Regions from separate parts of the Homo sapiens genome. Here regions 1, 2, 4 and 5 are each linked to region 3. A link is a contact called in ENCODE Hi-C or POLR2A ChIA-PET data. All regions are on one chromosome and are shown on one strand. The core of a region is the stretch at or near the end of the contact, and the rest is flanking DNA. Distances in the headings are between cores, read along the strand shown. Region 1 holds the start of GNG3 (G protein subunit gamma 3). Region 2 holds the start of GANAB (glucosidase II alpha subunit). Region 3 holds the start of FADS1 (fatty acid desaturase 1). Region 4 holds the start of AHNAK (AHNAK nucleoprotein). Region 5 holds the start of EEF1G (eukaryotic translation elongation factor 1 gamma).

Evidence for each region. Hi-C counts contacts between places; a loop is a spot of excess contacts on that map. ChIA-PET counts read pairs that join two places held with the same protein, here RNA polymerase II (POLR2A). Pooled maps may share reads with other maps.
Region 1: a loop to region 3 is called in a pooled map, with 6 times the contacts of the local background. The contact joins the promoter of GNG3 here to the promoter of FADS1 in region 3. A Hi-C loop is called at or near these places in 1 of 37 single-sample maps with no recorded cell type and 5 of 50 pooled maps. POLR2A ChIA-PET finds 5 or more read pairs at or near these places in 1 of 52 experiments (WTC11).
Region 2: a loop to region 3 is called in a pooled map, with 4 times the contacts of the local background. The contact joins the promoter of GANAB here to the promoter of FADS1 in region 3. A Hi-C loop is called at or near these places in 1 of 37 single-sample maps with no recorded cell type and 2 of 50 pooled maps. POLR2A ChIA-PET finds 5 or more read pairs at or near these places in 1 of 52 experiments (A549).
Region 4: a loop to region 3 is called in a pooled map, with 2.7 times the contacts of the local background. The contact joins the promoter of AHNAK here to the promoter of FADS1 in region 3. A Hi-C loop is called at or near these places in 1 of 168 maps with a recorded cell type or tissue (posterior vena cava), 4 of 37 single-sample maps with no recorded cell type and 16 of 50 pooled maps. POLR2A ChIA-PET finds 5 or more read pairs at or near these places in 3 of 52 experiments (AG04450, WTC11 and activated B cell).
Region 5: a loop to region 3 is called in a pooled map, with 4 times the contacts of the local background. The contact joins the promoter of EEF1G here to the promoter of FADS1 in region 3. A Hi-C loop is called at or near these places in 1 of 37 single-sample maps with no recorded cell type and 4 of 50 pooled maps. POLR2A ChIA-PET finds 5 or more read pairs at or near these places in 1 of 52 experiments (HCT116).

The regions. Positions count from the first base shown.
Region 1 is chr11:62,706,426-62,709,125 of GRCh38, forward strand. It overlaps GNG3 (G protein subunit gamma 3), which reads left to right and starts at 1,251. Exons shown (of 3, transcript NM_012202.5): 1 at 1,251-1,490; 2 at 1,870-1,969; 3 at 2,253-2,700. The coding sequence starts at 1,871. The coding sequence ends at 2,381. It overlaps BSCL2 (BSCL2 lipid droplet biogenesis associated, seipin), which reads right to left and starts at 999. Exons shown (of 11, transcript NM_001122955.4): 1 at 684-999. The coding sequence starts at 770. It overlaps HNRNPUL2-BSCL2 (HNRNPUL2-BSCL2 readthrough (NMD candidate)), which reads right to left. Exons shown (of 24, transcript NR_037946.1): 14 at 684-899. RefSeq lists a silencer at 1-42 and enhancers at 1-383, 1,703-2,700.
Region 2 is chr11:62,645,357-62,648,056 of GRCh38, forward strand. GANAB (glucosidase II alpha subunit) reads right to left here and starts at 1,257. Exons shown (of 24, transcript NM_198334.3): 1 at 1,206-1,257. The coding sequence starts at 1,243. INTS5 (integrator complex subunit 5) reads right to left here. Exons shown (of 2, transcript NM_030628.2): 2 at 1,492-2,700. The coding sequence ends at 1,664. RefSeq lists enhancers at 1-263, 579-738 and a silencer at 1,349-1,428.
Region 3 is chr11:61,815,566-61,818,265 of GRCh38, forward strand. It overlaps FADS1 (fatty acid desaturase 1), which reads right to left and starts at 1,438. Exons shown (of 12, transcript NM_013402.7): 1 at 990-1,438. The coding sequence starts at 1,364. LOC124902680 (a long non-coding RNA gene) reads left to right here and starts at 2,455. Exons shown (of 2, transcript XR_007062696.1): 1 at 2,455-2,700. It also overlaps a transcript of FADS2 not described here. RefSeq lists an enhancer at 1-639 and silencers at 1,160-1,359, 1,700-1,799.
Region 4 is chr11:62,545,542-62,548,241 of GRCh38, forward strand. AHNAK (AHNAK nucleoprotein) reads right to left here and starts at 1,265. Exons shown (of 5, transcript NM_001620.3): 1 at 1,119-1,265. RefSeq lists enhancers at 1-282, 283-793, 1,372-1,902 and silencers at 1-66, 597-716, 727-776, 1,057-1,126, 1,247-1,416.
Region 5 is chr11:62,572,545-62,575,244 of GRCh38, forward strand. EEF1G (eukaryotic translation elongation factor 1 gamma) reads right to left here and starts at 1,347. Exons shown (of 10, transcript NM_001404.5): 1 at 1,287-1,347; 2 at 40-198. The coding sequence starts at 1,298. It overlaps TUT1 (terminal uridylyl transferase 1, U6 snRNA-specific), which reads right to left. Exons shown (of 9, transcript NM_022830.3): 9 at 2,508-2,700. The coding sequence ends at 2,550. RefSeq lists enhancers at 1,316-1,515, 1,471-2,432, 2,216-2,275, 2,433-2,700.

The DNA.
Region 1 (2,700 bases), core at 1-2,500, 890 kb after region 3:
GCGAGGTCGCTGTCTCCTTGCGCTCGCCACTGGCTCTCTCTGCGGCAGGTTTCCCTCCGGTTACCGTGACCAAAGGGGAAAGACGCCTGCCTCCCTGCAGGCCCCAAGATGTGCCCCAGGGGATGCGCTGACTGCAGCCTCCGCTCGGCTCTCCCTTGAGACTGCAATCACAGCCCTCCGTGCACACCTTCACCACAGGCCATTTCACCCGCGAAGCGGCCGAGTGAGGCGGTCATCCAGCTGGCGCTGATTTTTATCGCCCACAGCTCCTAGGACCTGTAGGCATCTAAGGCGGGGGCATTCGCCTAGAGCATGTTGCAGTTTGCGGCAACCTGGGCCTCTTGCGTTGTTGCGCAGGCAGATTAGTGCCCTGTTCCCAGCGTGGTAGCATTGTGGACCTCCTCTGACCCTAACTGGATACACTCTCCCTCAGAGTCCCCACAGCACATTATCTAGACTAGCTTTTGGCAGTCTTCTATTTTGTAGACGTCTAATCACCCCAGATAAAGTCCTTCAGAGGCAAGGCCAGTGTTGTGTACATCTTTGCACACTGCTGCGGGCGTGGGAAGTAATCTATTCAAAATGAATGAAATTCTTAAAACCAATCCATCCCCCCGCCCCCTTCACGCCAGCCCACCTATTTCCAGTATATTTCTGCTGACTGTCCCCACAAGGGCCCCTACCTCCTCTTTGTCCGGTCCTTTGATCTGGTCTCCGCACACCTCTTTTTCCCCAGCTTCCTCCTTTTGGTCTACCTTTTCTGTAGACATCTTCCTGACGAGCCTCTGTTGACTCTGGATCTTCCACTGAGTCACTTGTGGCTAAAACGTGAAGTGGCGATCCAGACGCTGATACCTGTGGCGCATCACATTTTCCTGGATATGGAAAATGGAGGGTCCCTGGGAGAGAAACGAAGATTCAGGTGCTAAGTGCTGTGTCAGAGTAGAGGGAGGAAAGGAGGAGGGGGGCGACTGCCCAGCTGATGTCAGATTTTCAAATGAGCAGGGTCCCCCGCAGCCAGTACAGACTCCACTGCAGGGGCCGTCATAGGCCCAGACCACGCCATTTGAGAGGGGGAGTCGGCCTTGGCCTCAGCTCTGTTGGGGAGGTCTCTAGCCCAGAGTCAGGATGCCTGCAATGGGGGAGGGGCAGGCAGTGAACTAGCGACAGTGGGGGTGTGCGCAGGGATGCAGGCAGCTAGGCTCCCCCACTGGCCAGGCAGTTGGTATGCTCCAGGATCTGAGCAGCTCCTTCTAGCATCCTTCATCCTTCAGGTACCAGCCATCCAGACAGTGCTTGAGCTGCAGAAACTGAGACCAGACCTCTGGCCTGGCCCTCCCCAGGGGCCTCCTTTCGTATAGTCACTGCTTCTGCATCAGATACTTTCAGCTGCAACTCCCTACTGGGTGGGGCACCCATTTCAGGCAGAAGGTTTTGGTACCCTCCACTGACCCTACACCCAGGGCTGCTACTGCCGCTTGTGGCTTCAGGTAAGTAATGGCCTGTTTTTCTCCTGTTGGGGCTCACTGGAGCAGACAGGGGTGATGTGCCCTCCTCATCAGGGTTGGTTGAGGTCTTCAGAGCTGGGAACACACATGGTTTGAAGGGCTGAAAAGCCTTAAATCATTTGTGTAAGGTTTAATGATCTGTGGCCCAGGCCATGAGGGAGTTTGGGGAGCACCTCATCCCACCCTATTTTTTTCCATGAGGAATACAGGGATGAGACAGTCCACTGGAGGAGGAGGAGGAGGATAGGAGGGGAACAAAATATTGGGGTATGACCACAGCCTTGTAAAGGTTGGTGTGGAGTGAGCATGGAGGGGGGCCTCCAGCTGAGACTGTGCTCTGAGAGGTCCCTCTTTTTTCCAGGATGAAAGGTGAGACCCCGGTGAACAGCACTATGAGTATTGGGCAAGCACGCAAGATGGTGGAACAGCTTAAGATTGAAGCCAGCTTGTGTCGGATAAAGGTAGGTGGGACCCTGGCTGGCTCCCATTAGTTGGCCAGGCTGTGCTGTGCTGCAGGTTCCCAAAGCTCAAGATAAGAGATGCGTTCTTTCCTTCACTCCCTGAGGTCAGGGGAGGAGTCTGGGGCTCTGTAGAGAGAGCTGTCCCCAGGCCTCTGGGGGGGATGAGGGAGAAGACAAGTCGTAAGGAGCCCTGGAGATGGCAAAAGAGAACCCATTTGGGGAGGGAGGCTGCAGTCCCCTTCAGAGGTCCTGGCTAACAATACCCTTCCTGGCTGTGTCCCAGGTGTCCAAGGCAGCAGCAGACCTGATGACTTACTGTGATGCCCACGCCTGTGAGGATCCCCTCATCACCCCTGTGCCCACTTCGGAGAACCCCTTCCGGGAGAAGAAGTTCTTCTGTGCTCTCCTCTGAGCTCCCCTGTCCCTTCTCACAACTCCTCCCTTTTCCCTCTCCTGGGCCCTTCCTTAGGTCAGTAATTGTTGTGAGCCCCTTAGGCTCCTTGCATCCCATCCCTAACCCTTGCCTGACCATGTGAGGTTATCTGAAGCACAAGGCCCACCCTCACCTATCTGTCGACCCCATTTCCTACCACCTTTGTGGCCGACCCCAAGCACCCCAGAGATATGAGGCACCCTTTGCTCCACCCACAGCAGGGCCCCGTCAGACTCTGCCAGCGCGTCCTGCCCGCTTCCCTCGGTGACCTGCTCAGACAATGGAGAGGGATGGGCCA
Region 2 (2,700 bases), core at 7-2,506, 830 kb after region 3:
AAACCCCGTCTCTACTAAAAATACAAAAAAATAGCCAGGCGTGGTGGCGGGTGCCTGTAGTCCCAGCTACTCGGGAGGCTGAGGCAGGAGAATGGCGTGAACCCAGGAGGCGGAGCTTGCAGTGAGCCGAGATCTCGCCACTGCACTCCAGCCTGGGCAACAGAGCGAGACTCTGTCTCTCAAAAAAAAAAAAAAAAGACGTACAGTGAGTTAAATACCCTCTGGGGCCCTATTTGCACAGTCTGTAAAATTGGTTCGGAAAGATGCCAATGGAGATAGGATTCCTAAAGCATCTTTCAGATATGACCTGTTGGAGGGCCCTAAGGAATTCACGGCGGCCTTGACCACCCCAAGAGAGGTGTTCATAGGCCAAAGTCAGGAATAAGCTGCAGGGCAAGTTGCACGCATTTATTGTTTCAGATCACAGGCTCCGAGGGAACTGAGTTTATGATCCACGCTTTCTTCATCGCTTTGGAGAGTACACGCCTACCCCACCCCAGTATATCCGTTAGGTCCTAGTAAACATTTGTGGCACTGGTGATATGTTTCGAATCTTTTTTTTTCCCCAGTAATATAAACCCGAGAGCGTGGACCAAGCCATTCGATTACATGTTGTGTTTGAGCAACACCATCCACGCCGTGAGCTTACTGGACCCTGGGCCGTGCCCAGCGACCGTGGACACTGAACTAAGCCAGAGCTGGTGCTCACGTGAAGACAAGGGCAGAGGAGGATTCGGAGCTCTACAGGGTAGAGCCAGAAGGGTAGTACAGGCTTAACTGCTGGCCCGGTGCTTCCAGCTCAGCCGAGGGGCCGCGGGGCCGCAGGCTGCATTCCCCGAGGCCAGGCCGCATCTTTTCCCCCGCCCCGACGACCCCGCGCACTGCAGGAAGGGGGCGGCGACGTTGACCGCCGCAAGCAGCCAAAGGAGGGCGGCGGCTGAGAGCGGCCAAGACCAAGAAAGACGCACAGCTGTGGCTTTACTAAACCGCCGGGCGGGAGCCCGGAGCCCCACAGGCAAGGCCCCCAGCGTCGCTCGGATCTACCACGGGGAGACCGGAGGCGTCTGAGGCCGCCTCCAGAGGAACAAAGGTTCCTCACGAGGCCGGGGGTGGCAGAGTGTCAAGAGACACACAGGAAGGAGTGGAATGGGACTTGGGGGATCTGGGGGCGTCCCGGGCGCGCCCCCAGATTCCGGGCTCCTCACCGCCTCCTACGCGCCGCCACTGCCGCTACCGCCGCCATCTTGTGCAGAGTTTGCTCCTTGACCCCAAACCTCCCGCCCCATCGCGCGCGCTCAGCCACGTATCCTAGTTCCCGCCCCTTCCGGCCTTATGATTGGTTCGACCTGAGCGCCGCCGGGCAGCTGTCTCATTGGTAGAGTGCGCACTCCAAATTATCGCAGGGGGCGGGGCTTCAGGCCAGGGGCGGGAACGTCCAGAGCCAGGCGCTGTCAGACTTTGCACGCTCTCAGCATGACAGAAGCACTGGACTGGTTTTCTCAAGTTGGCAAATTTTATTTAGAAAAAAAAAAGTGGGAGAGAAAAAAGTGACAGCGCTCTTTAGACCAAGGACTTAGAAGAGAAACCTCCACCCTTCCGGAGCACGTTAGTCCCTTCCCTCTCTCACTGCTCAACCTCCCTGGGCTTCCAGAGCAAGAAAAGGCTACGTCCCCTGTCGAAGGAGAGTGGACGGTGAAGGTGCCTGGAAACGGCCAGAGAAAAGACCTAGGCGGTCGATGTTGCGGTGGAGGACACTGTGCAGCACAGCCAGATGGGGTCCACCCTCACCTCCACCCTCCCTGGAGAAGTCCCGAATGAAGCGACCCCGCTCTGATTGGAAGATGAACTTCTGAGGCAAGGGCCCATGCTCCCGGAGAAAACCCCAGACACTGAGCAGCAGCAGACGCACCTCGAAAGGTGCCAGTTGGCTAAATACTTCATGCATATTACCCAGGGCCGGAGGCAGGAGGCTTCCCTCAGCCATGACAGCCACTAAGGTGCAGGATGCCTCCAGGTGCCAGGGGGAGTGGGTCGTGTCAGGGTGGCGAGAGGCTTCCCAATGGCCCAAGAGGGCGGCCAGCAGCCCCCGAAGCAGCACGGAACAGTAGCACAGGGCTGGGGGTGCAGCTGCTACCAGCTTTAACAGCTCAAAGAGCAGGGGCTGTTCGCGGAAGCGCCGGCCAATGCGGAGATCCCGCTCCACGGTGGCCCGGGCGTGTTCCTCGGGGGGCCAGGCCAGCTCTGCACCAGCTGCATCGGGACACACACTCTCCACCAAGGTCACTGCCACTGCTTTGGCTGCCTCTGGACTCAAGATGGGTGCCCCCCAGCATTCCCCACATTCAGTGCCCCCTGGGGCACTGCAGCAGTGAACCAGGAGGCTGAGGAGGCTCTGGGTGTTATAGATCACTTCCTGCTGATTTCGTGACTGGACAAACTTGGGTGGCTTTAAGCCACGGCCGATGACTCCAGCATGGAAAACTGACCAAATCCCTCCAGGACCTGGCACAGCTGCAGTGTGCCTCCGGTTAGTGTCCAACAGGGAGGCAGAAGCCAAAGAAGCTGAAACAACTGAGAGAGTCTCATTGTCCCCATCTACTTGCCCACCAAACAGTTCTGTGTTGCCTCGATGTAAGGCTCCTTCAACCAGCAGCTGCAGGACAGCCTTGAGCCCAGCTGGGGATGTCTGAGACAGGCGGG
Region 3 (2,700 bases), core at 188-2,687:
CCATTCTGGCCGCCAAGGGGGAAACGCGGTGAAGGGAACGCCCCGACTTTCGAGTCCCTAGGACTGAGTCCCCAGGACTCCAACCCAGCAGAGAGGCGCCGGGGCCTTAGCTCTGAGGGCTGTGGTCTAGAAAGGGAAGCAGCAGGCCTGGGGCTGGGGCGCGCGCCGACCCCGCAGTGAGACCAAGGGAAGAAGGGACAGGACCCCGCGAAGGGCCTACCGCCCCAGAGCGTAAACAGCGGTCCGCTCCGCGGAATAGCTGAAGACCTCGCTGGCCTGCGGCTCAGTGGCCTCCCCGGCGATTCGAGAACAGCTCTGGGGGTCCTCGCTAAGTGTATGCCATTCCCAATCCCTTATGTACGCCAGCGGCCGCTTGCCCTCCCCGGCCAGCGCTGTCCCTTCCGCGTCCTCCAGTCTTCACACGACGCAGGGGTCCCCAAGGCAGCGGTCTCCCCAAGCTTCCCGTTTCAGCCCCATCCTCGAGAATGGGCTCCTTTCCTGCTCCCTCTCCGCTCCTGCTGGCGAGTGGAGACCGGCACCTAGGTCCAGACGCGGCTGCGCTGCCTCTCCTAGCCATCGAGACAGGATGTGACTCCCTCCCCTGGCCACTGACCCCCTCCCTCCCCAGGCGGCCTGCATCCTTGCTCTCCTCCCTCCTAGCCTACCCAGCTCGGGGTTCTGTCCCCGCCCAGAGACCTGAGGCTCGGGGCTGCAGATGGAATGCACGGCAGGGAGGCGGGACCCTTTGTTTGTGTGTGCGTGTTGTTGGCCTCCATCCCCACTCCCCAGACTCCACTTCTCCAGGCCTCTCTCCCGCCTTTTCATCCCGCATCCGCAGGACACCCAATCACCGGGCAACAGGTATGATCAGGCGCCTCCGGGCTTTCCTCCGAATTAGTCGGTGTTTGGCTCGGAGTGCGTAACTCTGTCTCCCCTGCACTCAGCCTCCGGTCCCGCCCTCTCCTGTGCCCCCGCCTGGCTGCGCTCACCGTGGCATCCTGCCCGGCGTAGTGGCTGATGACCCGGGAGCCCCCTGGATGCCGGCGGGTGAACTCGCTGATGTTGTACACCTTACGGTCGATCACTAGCCACCGCTCCTCGCACCCTGAGCGCTGGGCCACCTCGTCCCAGGTGAAGTAGCGCGGGGTAGGTCCCTGAGCCGCGGTCTCGGCGGCCACCGGGTCGGGGGCCATAGCTGGCCTGGCGACGCCGCGCGCCGGGCCAGCAGGGGCTGTCAGGCGCGTGCTCGGGGTCCGCGGGCTCCAGGAGTGGATTTGCTGGCGCGCGCCCAGAGCCAGCCGCCTGCGCGCCGGGTTTTCAGCACCGCAGGGCAGACCGGCGGGCCTCGCAGCGCGCGTTCCCATTGGCCGAGCCTCGTGGCGCGGGGAGCGAGATCCCGTCCCCCGGTGGGTCTTGGGCAACTCACAGCTGGGCTGCCAACACGCGCCCCCTCGCGGGCTCCCTAAAGGCGTCGCCGCCGGATTCGACTTCCTGACGTCAGGCGGGCATCGCGGCGTTGGCTCCCAGGGGGCGCCGCGGTAGGAACAGCGGTTCTAGTGCAGGCCCTGGGTGCGGGGCCGCGCTGCAGGAGTGAATGGACTGAGGGGCCAGGGCTGCGGGGTGGCCGCAGGAAGGGTGGGCGGGGCCGGGGTTGAGGTTTTTCCGTGCACGAGGCTGCCCGGGCGGTCGCGGACATCATCTTTAGGCTGTGGATGCCTTGGCCGGGGTCTCCAGACGCTGACCCTCCAGGGTTGGAAACTACTGCCTGCTTGCCACGTCGTGCCGCCAATTGTGCTGCCCGAAGTAGCAGCCTGAGAGCCCTTGAAAGTTGCAGTTATCTTGTGAACAGCATATTTACGGTCTCTTGGGCTTGGTGGTGGTTGGGGGAGGGCTGTTAATGCTTTAATTTGTTCAATGAAACATTTAAAATGCCCCACAATTTTTATAACCCTGTTTGCCTCTTTTTGTTTTTATTTTTATTGTATTTTGGAAAAATTCACTGGGATCCTTGAGTGATGATCCTAGCGTCTCCTGACCCTTAGGTGTTTCACCTGAAAAGCCTGGGTCTTCAAGCTGAGGCATTTCTGTTCTAGCCTGGAGGCGCCTAGGAGCCCTGGGAGACTTTTTAAGCAGAGAGATTTGGCATTTAGATCTCTGGGTTTTAGAGGAGTGGGAACGCACCTAAAAGTGGGGTTGCCAGTTACAAAGCTGTTGCAGTCCTGAAGAGACCCAGAGTTTAGGTCCAAAATTTTATTTATTCAACAAACACTTTATAAAGCACTTACTGTGTGCCAGGCACTGTTCTTAGCGTTTTGCAAACCTTAACTCATTTAATTCTCCTAACAACCCTATGAGGTTGGAACAATTAACCTAATTTACAGTGAAGAAACTGAGCCCGGGGGAGGTTATTTTGTCACACAGCTTGTAAGTGGAGGGCTGAGATTTGACCCTGGCCTGTGCTCTGAACTCTCAGGCTCTGCCATATTTCTCATTACACTGGTATTTGGGCACTTCAAAGGGAAAGGAAACATAACTGTCCCAAGCACTGAGCTAGATTCTGAGCACGTAGGAGTCAGGAGAGGGTGATACAGAATAGACTAGGTGAAATATGGCTAGATTTCTGGTAGAAAAGGATTAATTCATTCCATCCAAATTCTTCATTTTATAGATAAGAAAATTGAGGTTCGAAATGGGGAAGGG
Region 4 (2,700 bases), core at 15-2,514, 730 kb after region 3:
TACATAACACAGCTCTGCACACACCCTAAGCACGCTGCCTTTCCAACTCTAGGCGAGACCTCGCTTCGGGCCCCCTCTCCTGGCGCGCACCGCTGGAGCGCAGGGTTCCAGCGAGCGCAGCTTAGCCCTCCTCCCACGCCAAGCCCGGCTCCTGCCCCCAACTCCCACACACAGCCCCTTCCTCCTCCCCTTTGCCCCTCACCACTCCTCCCTGAGTTCTGGTTTGAATTAGTCACCGGCTCCAACCACCACATTCCTCAGGCTGCTGGCGCCGGGCCAGGCTCTGGGGCGGGGGCCATCCCGCCCGGACGGGTTTGGGAGTTGGGCGGGGGGAAAGCGCCGCCTCCGGAGGGGAAGGGGCGGTCCCGAGGACTGGGCCGCCGCAGCGCACCCCCCTCCTCGCCCACCTCAGCATAGGAATCTCCCTAATTTTGTCCCCCTCCCCACCCATCCCGCTGGGAGGCGCATTGCAAACTTCCAGGTTCCGCGGCCCGAGAGGAAGGTTTTCTGGAGCGGGGAACGCGGAGAGGCAAGGCTAGGGCGGGGCAGCTGGAGGAGGCTGAGGGGCTGGTGGTACAGAACAGGGTGGGGCCTGGACGACTCGGGACGCGGTTAGGGGCAGAGGTGCAGGGAGCGCGGAAGGACAGCCGAGGGGGCGCACGGTGCGGGGTCGCGGAGGCGCGGAGGCGCTGGGGGCCGCGGTGGCGATCTCGGAAATTTCCCCTCCAGTAAACATGGGATACGAACGGAGCAGCCCCCGAGCCACCGCCCCATGCAGGGAGAGGAGGTGGGACAGAGGCCACCAGGCCCGGAACGGGGCGCCCTGCCTTGCAGTGGAGCCAACAGTCCGCCCTCCGGAGAAATAAAGAGTGGAGCAAAGCACTTCGGAGCGATTTTCCAACTTTAACCAACTTGCGCCCCAACTCCAGAGGCAGAACTCCGCTCCCAGAGAGCGACGCGTCGCCGCCCCGGGTGGCCCCGCTTGCTCCAAACTGCTTGAATCCTCACAGTGACACCCCCAACAACGCGCCCTGCCGGAGCACCGCAACCCACCTCCCCGCGACCCGCCCTTGGTGCCCCGGACCCCGATGGCGCCACGGTGCGCCTGGCGCCCCTACCTGAGGGCTCAGCCCCAGGGCACGGCCATAGCCGGCGCGAGGCCCAAGGCTGCGGTGCTGCGGCTACTGGCGGCGACGAGCCCCGTTCCGGGCGGGTCTGGCAGGGCGGGCGGTGCAGTCCCCGCGGCAGAGCAGCTCCGAGTGGCCGGGCCCCCGTGCGCGGAGGCGGCTCTTGTAACTCCGGCTCGGGCGGGCGGGTCTGCCCGGAGCTGTGGGGAGAGGGCGGGGCCGGGCGGGGCCGGAGCGGGGCTGGGACTGGCGAGCGGGGCAGACCCTGGAGGGACCCGGGAGTGGGCTGCTGGGGAGGGGGGCCGCTGGGGGACGCGGGGACATTCTTTCCCCCCCTCCCCGCATCCACTGCCCCCTGTCCTGTCCCGGACCTGGACCTGCTCTCCAACATGTGCACTGTGTGGCTTCATTGGCAAGAAACTCCTGCAGGCTCCCTGGGCTCACCCTCACAGCTGGAACTGCGAATCAACTTATTTTGCAGGAAGGGCCTGGGGGCTCTGAAGGTGGCTGGGTGATTCAGCCGCGACCGTCAGCTTGCTCCGGACCTTTGAGTTTTCTCTCAGCTTAGGCAACTACACTTCAGATCCCAGGCCCCAGCCTCCTTGCTTGGTTCCCAAGCTCCGTGCTGCCGCGCCCATTTCTCGCGTTCTCTCTTTCTGGGGGCCCCTCCGTCCATATCCGCACAGAACTGGCTTGGATTTCCACCCCCCAGGAGCCGGGGTCACCAGTGCCTCGCGCACCGCGGTGCTGCGCAGGCCGCGGGCATACGGGGGTGAGGACCCCGGGCGTTGGACAGCGGACCCGACGCCCACCTTCCTCTCCAGACTCCCGCCCCCAGGAGCCAGAGCCCCAGCGCTTCCTCTGCCTCCCATTCCTTCTCTGAGCGCCGCCCCCGCCTCCCCACTTGCGGGACGCTGAGTCTCCTAATTTACAGCGATTTCCCACAGCCACTTCTAACTACATCGAGATTTTATTAAACGTTTAATGATGGGGTGCGGGGGCCTTCTGGCTACACACTCCCCTCCACACTCCCTTTCTCTTCTCCCTCATGAGTCCTTTTATCCTCCCTCCTAGGTGGCCACCCACTGCCCGCTCCAAGCCAGTTTCCCCTCCTTCCCAAATGCTAAGGAAAGAGAGACCCCAGGCTGGGGAACTAAGGAGACCTGGCCAAGGCAGGAGCGCCCTCCTTGCTGCAAGATCATGAGTGGGCTGGAGCTGAGACCAGCTCGGCCCTGTCCTCTGAAATGGCAAACATGTTTACAGGCTAAAAATACCCAGCAGTCAACTCTGCTGCCAGCCCTGGGGGCTGTGTCCAGGTCCAGTTACCGGCACAGAGTACAGGCCGTGGGGGAGGGAAGAGACAGCCAGAGGAACCACAGACATGGGCACTCATATAATGGACACAGAAAGGTGGAGCCGCATGTGCAGACATCCAGACAGGCAGAGACATGTGAAAACACAAAGCGGAGACTTGGGCACCAGCATTTTCTCTTGCTCTCTCTAATACACACACACAGGTGCCCAGATAATGACTCAACCCCATGGCAGAGGCAGCCTCGCCACAACACATCCC
Region 5 (2,700 bases), core at 97-2,596, 760 kb after region 3:
TTCTCAGAACCGAAGGATGCTCCCCATCTCCCAACTCACCTTGCCGGCAGGAAATTTGCGGAGAAATTCAGGGGTGCGGTTGGTTTGGCCAAAATGGAAGTGGGGTGGTGCGGAGAGCACGCGGACCTGAGCCCCGCTGTACTGAGCAGCGATGAGAGCCTTGAAGGCCCTCCAGTTTTCAGGATACGTGTACAGGGTCTATGGGAGAAAGAGAGGGACAAAATTAATGAGTAGAAGGGTCCCAGTCCTTAATGCCACTCTCCAGGATGACTTTCCTGAATAATCCCAATGTATTCAACTCACCCTTTTACTTCCTCTGGTGAACCAAGTCCTTTAGTACTTGTCATATGTAATCAGAATCCTCCGAAATACCAAGAACAGAACTACACACCAACTGCTAAATAAAGCTTGTTGACAGATTTGACCTTCCCTAAGGACACCTCTGGAAGTATTCTCTTCCTCTCAAATCTATCTCCAAGAAATCCAGAACTTCTAGCTCCATCAGACTCCATCTGCCTACAAACATACTCTCCTCCCTTCCCGGAGCCCTCGCTTCATTCATTGATGGTTCCGAGCGCCTGCCTACTCTACTGCTCAGCTGCTCACCGCTTCAAAAGCATCGTCCTGTCTCTAAGGCACGCACGACGATCGAGAGATTTCTAGTTCCCCTCAGACTAGCCAGAGATAGGGGATGGCATGCCGTCTTCTTAAATCAACTCCTCTCTCTCAAAAAGCCTTTCTTTCCGTGTCGCGAATATCATCCCTCCGGTCCTGTCCCGCAGCGAGTTCCCCGGCGTTGGGCTTCTCTATTATGCCGGCCAGCGGAGTCCAATTGGTCTGACTTCACTGTCCGGAGAATCCTCTCGCTCCCAAACCTCCCTGAGAGACGACCTTTAACCGTGCCAGCCGGACCTGCCTACAAAGACCCTCCTCTTCAACCTGTCCCCTGTGTTACTCCACAAAACGGACACAGAAGTTCGTCAACCTGCCCAGATACCACGCCTCAAAGCGGCAACAGAGCCGAACCCCTTTCTCAGGCTTCGGACGGCCCAGACCCGGCATCTCTTTTCTCCTCTTCCCCAGACCCTTCCACCTCTGGCCTCCGAGAGCCCCAGCCTCAGTTCCCCTCCAGGCCCTAGGAACCCTACTCTCCAGCAGTACAGTCTGTAGACCCCCGAATCAGTTCCCCACTCAACCTCAGAACTCCTCTGGCGCCGACTGGCCCCACTCGGGCAAAGGATGGCGGTGGATAGGATGACCCGAACCACCAGAGCCAGCAAACTTACCCCAGCCGCCATGGTGATTCCGCAAAGAAAGGGGGTGGGGTTCTCGGCGCTGCCGCAAAGTAAGCCGCCCGGGAGAGAAGGGAGGGGGAAAGAGGAGAGCCGTGGAGAAACAGCAGCCGGAAAGCGAGGACGAAACAGAAGACATACGTACGACAGTTCGGTATCCAGTGGCGCTGAATTGGAAAAAGAACTGGGTGGGTGGGGCCTGCTGGCCAGCGCGGAAAAAGCTCGGGCCTGCGCATTGGAGCTCTTGACTGGCCCGCCCCCCAGGTGCAGCGGGCCAATCGGAGTCTAGACGTGGAGGTAGACAGCGTGGAGGGCGGGGAAGTTGTGAGAACCCGCTGGAAAAGCCGCGAGTTCTTGGCTACGTGGCGCGGTTGTTGGCCCGGCGCGGCCAGTGCTACTGGGGGCGTCCCTCTCTGGCCCTCCCAGGGACAAGTGACTTGATGGTAGATTTTGCCAAGCCCCTCACATGATTCTATGAAACTCATGGGAGCGAGGAACAGCTGCTGCGCGGAGGTGGCAGTGTGTGTGCTAAATCCCTTTAGTTCCTGCTCTGCTTTTCCTCCAGAAAGGGATGAGCGTCTAACAGGGGCCCCGGTCTGAACCCGCCTGCCAAAGTGAGGTTTGCTCACATCCAACCCCTGACAGCTCCAGGGTGCTGTTACTGCGAGCAGGGCACCGGCCCTCCGGCCCGAAGCAGGGCAGGGACATGAGGGAGAACGCGCCCTGTCCCTCCCACCTCCTCCGGACTCGGCCCCTGGAGGGGCTGACGCTGGAAGACCTGACATCGTCGCTTCTGATGTTCATGGCTTTTGACCCATGTTCAGGTTTGAAATCTCTTACCCAGTTTAAGAACGGGATGAACTCTCCTCGTTTAAAGGAGAGAATGAAGAACGCTGAACGCAAATCTCCGTCCTTGTGCGCATAAATCTGAGGCGACAGGAAGAATGTGGAGGCAAACCTGGCTCTTCTCAGTACTGCTGGAGCCACCCACCGCTCTGCCATTCAGGAACTCTGCGCGGGTGCCAGGTGCCACGCGCGGTGCTGCCCCCGCACTCCCCTCGAGCTGTGCGAACTGTAGGAAGGAGAAGCTGGTGGGGTGGAGAGCAACAGGGAGAGACCCATGTTCGGGGTCAGACGGGAGCAGCTGCAGGAAGTTCTGGGGGAGGGGAAGGGGGATTATGACCAGATGGAAATGAAAGGAAACGGGAGACTGTATTAATAAACTAGCAGCTTTATTGCCCTTCAGGGGCCATGTCTTCACTTGAGATGTCGAATTGCTTGAGGGAGGAAAACCTGTAAGAAATGATGGAGATCAGGGAACAGGCCTTGGGGATCCTGGAGCGGGGTCACAGTGAGCATTCGGTCAGCCGGGGAGACAGACGCCACAAAGCTCAGCAGGGGCTCAGTT